Linked DNA regions of Homo sapiens: region 2 is linked to region 1. Evidence: read pairs that join two places in POLR2A ChIA-PET (ENCODE). Cell type or tissue: OCI-LY7. All regions are shown on one strand. Each heading gives the region's core, and the rest is flanking DNA. Links, peaks and the distances in the headings are about the cores only.

Region 1 (2,917 bases), core at 273-2,772:
CCTGGCCAAGCAGAAGGGCCCCACCCTTCAACAGCTCTGAAGATTCTGCTCCTAAACATCTGGTCAAACCAGAAATTCATAGGCAGTGATGAATGTGAATAATCAAGGTTACCTGGAAAAAGACAGAACATCCATTTGTGCAAAGAAGAGGCACAGGAGGGAAGAAATCCATCCACGGTTTCCACCTCTACCACTGCCGCTGTTCCTTCTCCCCCTCCTCCTCTGTCTCCTCCTCCTCCGCTTCTTCTTCCTCCTCCTCCTCCGCTTCTTCCTCCTCCTCCTCCTCCTCTTCCTCCACCTCCTTCTCCTCTTCTGTCTTCTCCTCTTTCCCCACTGTCTTCAGCCAGATCTTGGGTCTGCAACAGGAGAGGTAACTGAGAGCTCTTTACTTTGTCCTGCTGTGTATTCTGACCCAGGAGAAGACTGGTTCCCTTGATAAATGTTGGAAACGTGTACTTTATTCCACAAGGGTGAGCAGGGCATTCTCAATGGCTGCAGAAAAGTGTGTCCAGGTACAAAAGGTCACTTCCCTCCCATTTTCTTCCTCCTTGACCCTGGACTGCGGGCTGCTCTTTAAACAACAGGTAAATCAGCATTTTTCAGATTAGGCAGAAGGAAATATAAAGTCTTCCAGGAGGGAAGTAGAGTTCTCTGAATAGGTTCAGCCCCTACAGGTATGGCTCCCTCCTCCCAGCCTCACCCCACCTGTCTGACCTTGAGATGGCCTCGTGTCTGGCGTGTCACTGGGTGTGATGAGCAAGTGGTGGACAGGACAGAAAGAGGCAAATGCAAGGAGGGGAATGGCATTCTGCTTTTAGGACTTCAGAATGGCCTGATGTAGGAATTGCATTGTTGTGAAACTGTTAGATTTGTTCTCATCTGACTTTTGGGTACATCCTGGTTTGTTTGAAAGCATCTGGCTATCGGCGAGGTAACTCCTGACTCTATCAGGCAATAAGGAGGCTGCACATCTGACGATAGAGTTCATCTCCCCTTTCCTGAGTCATCCATCCCTACCCCCAGATGAACAGAGAATTGCCCATCCCATTTTAAATAGAGCTCCAGAAAAAGAGATACTCTAATTCTCTGAGTAAACTGTTACCACCATGCCACTGACAACCTGATATTTATTTTTAAACGTATTGCCCGCATCGGGGGGTAGGAAAAAGCACAAAAATGCCATTTTTATATAATGGTTCTATAAGTAGAAAAAGCTTATCCATAACTTTATGCAAATAAGCAGAAAGTCTCCAAGAGAGGTTCAGATGGACTTGATTACTCTGCTTTTCCTTGAGCCCAGGAAGTTCCCAGTTATAGCATGCACCTGCTGGAAACAGACTATATGTGTTTGGGACAAACAGGAAGTAGTGACCAGCCAGAAACTTGTCCTAACCTGGTTACAAATCTGATTGTAAAAGAAAGCAGCTGGAAAGAAATTTGCCTGCCCAATAGGTTTCATTATTAAAGTTTACACAAAGTGGAGTAATCACCAAGCTGGCTGGCTATCCAGATCACATGATTATGTAGAAACATGAAACTTGACTATGTGCTCGGGCAAGTTTTACTTCTCCCTAGAGCAGGGGTGTTTGCCAGCAGCCTGCACTCTCAGAAATCAGACTTGAGTGGCCGGAACCCTTGAGACCAGAGGCTTACCATGCTGCTCCCTAGGAGGGCCAGGAACTGCTGACGTGACCACTGGACAGTTATTCGTGTCTCTTACAATTACCAAACAGAATGGACAAGCTTAATAAAATAACCGTCCCCGCCAGTCAGAAGTTGAGGTAAGATTTTCCCCACCCAATACCCTTCTTCATCTCCTTTTTTTCCCCCCAGTGCTCTTATGGCATCTCAGAAATACTGAAATCCTGGAATGCTTTGCTAGTTTCCAGTGGGTGGCACTTACTATAGGGAAGTGGACTGAGCTTTTAGGGAAAGCATTGGGTGGCACTTGCTATAGGGAAGTGAACTGAGTTCTTAAAGAAATGTGTAGGAACAAGAGAGACTTGCTTTAGCTGCCTCTTACAATAAAGTGTAAAGCTCTGGAAAGATAATAAAACAAATGCCAAGGGCTTAGATTCTACTGAAGGTCAACTTTTAGAATCTGAATGCAACCAACTTTTCTAAGGAAGGGTTTCTCTAAACTGAGTCCTCACCCATTTTATTGCAGGTTACTATTTAATTTTAAGGATAGCTGTAATCATTTGTTATTCATTGTTTTATTGTCTCATTTATTTTGTGGGTGTATATGACAAGTGTGTTTGGGGGGATTAGATCTGTCTTTCCAATGCCCTCATGTCAATGTAACAATATCCATAACAAGCCTCTCAAAAAGAATAAACCAGAAGCGGCCCCATGGGCGTGAGTCAAGGAGCTATGGAAAAGACAACTTCCCCAAATTTTGCTTTTGAAGGTCTTCTTTTTGTCTCATTGTAATGGCATCATGGCTTTCAGAGACTGGAACTTTTAAAGTTCTGGGAGTGCAGTTTTTTTTTCACATTTTTTAACAGTTTTTTTTTTTTATTATACTTTTAAGTTCTGGGGTACATGTGCAGAAGGTGCAGGTTTGTTACATAGGTATACACATCCCATGGTGGTTTGCTGCACCCATCGACCTGTCATCTACATTAGGTATTTCTCCTAATTCTCTCCCTCCCCTAGTCCCCCACCTTGACAGGCCCCGGTGTGTGATGTTCCCCTCTGTTCAGGGAGTGTTTTCTATTCTGACTACATATTAGAACTTAGCCAAATGTTCAGGGGGTGATGTGACACATGTAGCAGACAAGTAATCACAGATAACAATGAGCCAGAGAATTGAAGCTTTTGAGACAATATTTAAGAGAAAGTCTGGATTGGCAGAGGGACAACCCTTCACAGTAGAATACAGGTCTTATGCCTAGGAGGTGCTTGGTAAAAGGTA
Region 2 (2,917 bases), core at 129-2,628, 53 kb before region 1:
AACTGCAATCAAGTGCAAATATGAGTAAAACTGGATCAGGTTATCCATCTGACCATGAACTGTCCTTTCAATATGTTCAATTAGCTTACCCTTCACAGTATTCTAAGCTATTCCCATTGGCAATTCCATTCATTGTAGTGCTGCTCCAAGGGGTGCCTATAACTACTTGTGGGGGTATAAGTATAATGGGAGGGCATTCCTTGATTTCTGCATAGAACTGGTAGCATTAAACAGTTAGATGGAAATCACTGATTGACTAAATGAATAAAGCTGTTTCATTCAAAGGGTTGGAAAAGCTCAACAGGAAGAACAAAAATCCAGTTTACAAAGCTAGGGAATTGGAAGCCCTTAGATCCTGAGAGCACTGGACGTCATTTGATAAGGGTTTCATCCAAATGAAACACTATATTGCCTCCCAATTTCTCTCTAAGCATTGAGAGTCTTTACTCATCATTCCAAACCATTTACTTGCTACTTATGTTTAATACTTATTTAAATTTCTTTTGAATGGCATCTTGAGAACTGGTGTAAATCATCCTTATTAAACGTGTGCTTTCAGGGTCCTGGAATATAAATACTGGATCTTTTTTTCTTAGACTCTTTTATTTCCTATGTGGCATTGTATTATTAGCAATCTTTCAAAGATTAGCAACTTTACAAAAAATGAGTAGGGACTATGGCTGTGACTCCTTTTTGAATCACAACTGTATTGTATTTTTATTGCTTGTTAAAAGTAAACATTTTTTTAAACACACAGTTTTTTTCACACTGTATTGCCATTCCTTCATTTTTAAAAAACTTACTGGGAGCCTCATAAATGGAAGTGACCAGGCTACCTTCAACCTCTGAGAGGCCCTGCCAGGCTTTCAGGTGGGTGATGACAGCACTCATGTCCCACCACGGTCTTGTCTTAGGCGAAAGAGTCCTGGTTGGGTATATCAACCCTGTGCCTAGATTTCCACCAGTTCCCTTCTATTTTCCTGGTGTTTTACAGTTTCTAGGGCATCTTCACATTTGTGCCAGGCAACAACTCTGTTCAAGTATTCTTAGCAGCCAACCCTTCTGTCTTTGACTCTTCACCCACAACTCTTACCCAGGGAGACAGCCAGGACCCAATGTCCGGAAGAGTCAGTAAGGACCAGATCAGCAGCACAACCTGGCTTGACATTTGGGTGAAGGACCACAAACAGCCACAGTGGAGGGCGCCTTTGCTCTGTGTCAGACACAGTGCTGAGGCATTGCCTGCATTATCTGATTGACTTCTCAGCTAAGTATCAATGTTATCTCTCTTTCATAGATTAGGTAACTAAGGTTCAAAGGTTTTAACCAACTTGCTCAAGATCACACAGCTGGAAACTGCTGGAGCTAGGATTTAGATCCAAGCATCAATGGACATCAAAGAAGTGTCCCAGCTCTCCCAGATTGGAGTTGCAGTGTAACTGACTTAGAGCTCCACCACGACCCGACCAGCCCATAGCAACAATGACTTTTAGGAGAGACAATTTACCTGCTTTCTGCATTCGTGTAAATTTCAGGCTTTTGTCCGACCTTACTTTACTCAGAGTTCTGAAACCCATCCTGAACCACTTCTCAGAAGTCTTCAGCCCCACTCCAAATACAGAAGTAAAGAGCTAAAATGGAGGGAAAGGCATGCCATCAGTCTCTAAGATAATCATTATAACATCCGAGTCATGACCCTTTCTAGGTCTCAGGCAATGAAGAAAAAGTATAAGCAAATCTTTGACCTAGTTTCTCCTGAATATAACGAGCAGGTGGGTGATGGTTATTTTTAAGGGCATTTTTTATTTCAGGTGAGTCCTTTCTTGACATGTGGCATTACAAAATGAAACAGAAGTAACAAGCAGGTTCTGGCACCTGTGCAGGGCTAAGGTATAGTCTAATTGACGGCCTGCCTGTGCTGTCCATGAGTGATACGCTAGCTCTATAGGGCTCTCCCTTTTGCTGGGTCTCTCACCGACACTCATGCTCTGCATAGGTACCCTCACATTTTGAAAAGAGATGCTCATGTAGGTTATATAGTTTCTCCACCATCATACAGGTGGGAAGTGGCACAGCCCAAACTTAAACCCTGGTCTGTTTACACTCCAAGCCTGTGCTCCTGCTCATGGCCATATTTTAGGCCTGTACATCACTTTTGCTTTGAAGGAACTGGTGGAAGTCCCTTCCACCTGCAACTCTAAGGTAGGGAAAATTGGGAGGTAATAAACCCTGCTTCCAAGTAAATGAAGATGCAGTAAGGAGATTTTCAGACACAAATCTGCTCTTTAAGAGCAGTTCCGTCCTGTCCCCACCAACCCCCCCATGGTCCTCATGTCCCATGATGTTTGTACCCATGAGTGACAGACTCTTGGAGGGTAAGGCAATTTGTACATCACGACAGCATGGCAATAATCTGGGCACCTGAATTTATTTAGGCATTTTCTTCCTAGACCAAAGCTATGGACGGAATTCCCCCTCCCAACCCATTTGTATGTTGAAGTCCTAATCCCCAGTATGACCGTATTTAAGACAGGGCCTTTGAGGTCATGAGAGTGGGGCTCTCATGATGGGATTAGTGTCTTTTTGTTTGTCTTGTTTTTGAGACAGTCTCACTCTATCACCCAGGCTGGAGTACAGTGGCATGATCTCAGCTCACTGCAACCTCTGCCTCCCAGACTCAAGTGATTCTCATGTCTCAATCTCCCAAGTAGCTGGAATTACAGGCATGCCTCACCACACCTAATTTTTGTATTTTTGTAAAATGATGGGGTTTCACCATGTTGGCCAAGCTGGTCGAATTCCTGGCTTCAAGTGCACCCGCCTTGGCCTCCCAAAGTGCTTGGATTACAGGCATGAGCTATGGTGCCCGGCCCAGGATTAGTGTCTTTGTGACACCAGAAAGATTGCTTGTTCTCTC

Evidence for each region. Peaks named below come from ENCODE experiments on the same cell type or tissue, not always from the same donor. Only the 100,000 strongest peaks of a DNase experiment are listed, where the experiment ranks them.
Region 2: POLR2A ChIA-PET joins it to region 1 with 10 read pairs; 2 of 35 experiments call an interaction of 5 or more read pairs at or near these places.

Annotation. Positions count from the first base shown.
Region 1 is chr10:96,270,216-96,273,132 of GRCh38, reverse strand. It overlaps BLNK (B cell linker), which reads left to right and starts at 1,564. Exons shown (of 17, transcript NM_013314.4): 1 at 1,564-1,781. The coding sequence starts at 1,735. RefSeq lists enhancers at 410-509, 2,619-2,668, 2,699-2,818. In OCI-LY7, for the core only: no CTCF peak of the experiment used is centred there; DNase peaks (open chromatin) are centred at 790 and 1,532; H3K4me3 peaks cover 2,500 bases; H3K27ac peaks cover 2,500 bases.
Region 2 is chr10:96,322,980-96,325,896 of GRCh38, reverse strand. DNTT (DNA nucleotidylexotransferase) reads right to left here. Exons shown (of 11, transcript NM_004088.4): 6 at 1,508-1,631. Among named protein-coding and RNA genes, the nearest start is that of DNTT, 20 kb to the right of the region's middle. RefSeq lists an enhancer at 1,076-1,637. In OCI-LY7, for the core only: CTCF peaks have their summits at 980 and 1,188; a DNase peak (open chromatin) is centred at 1,206.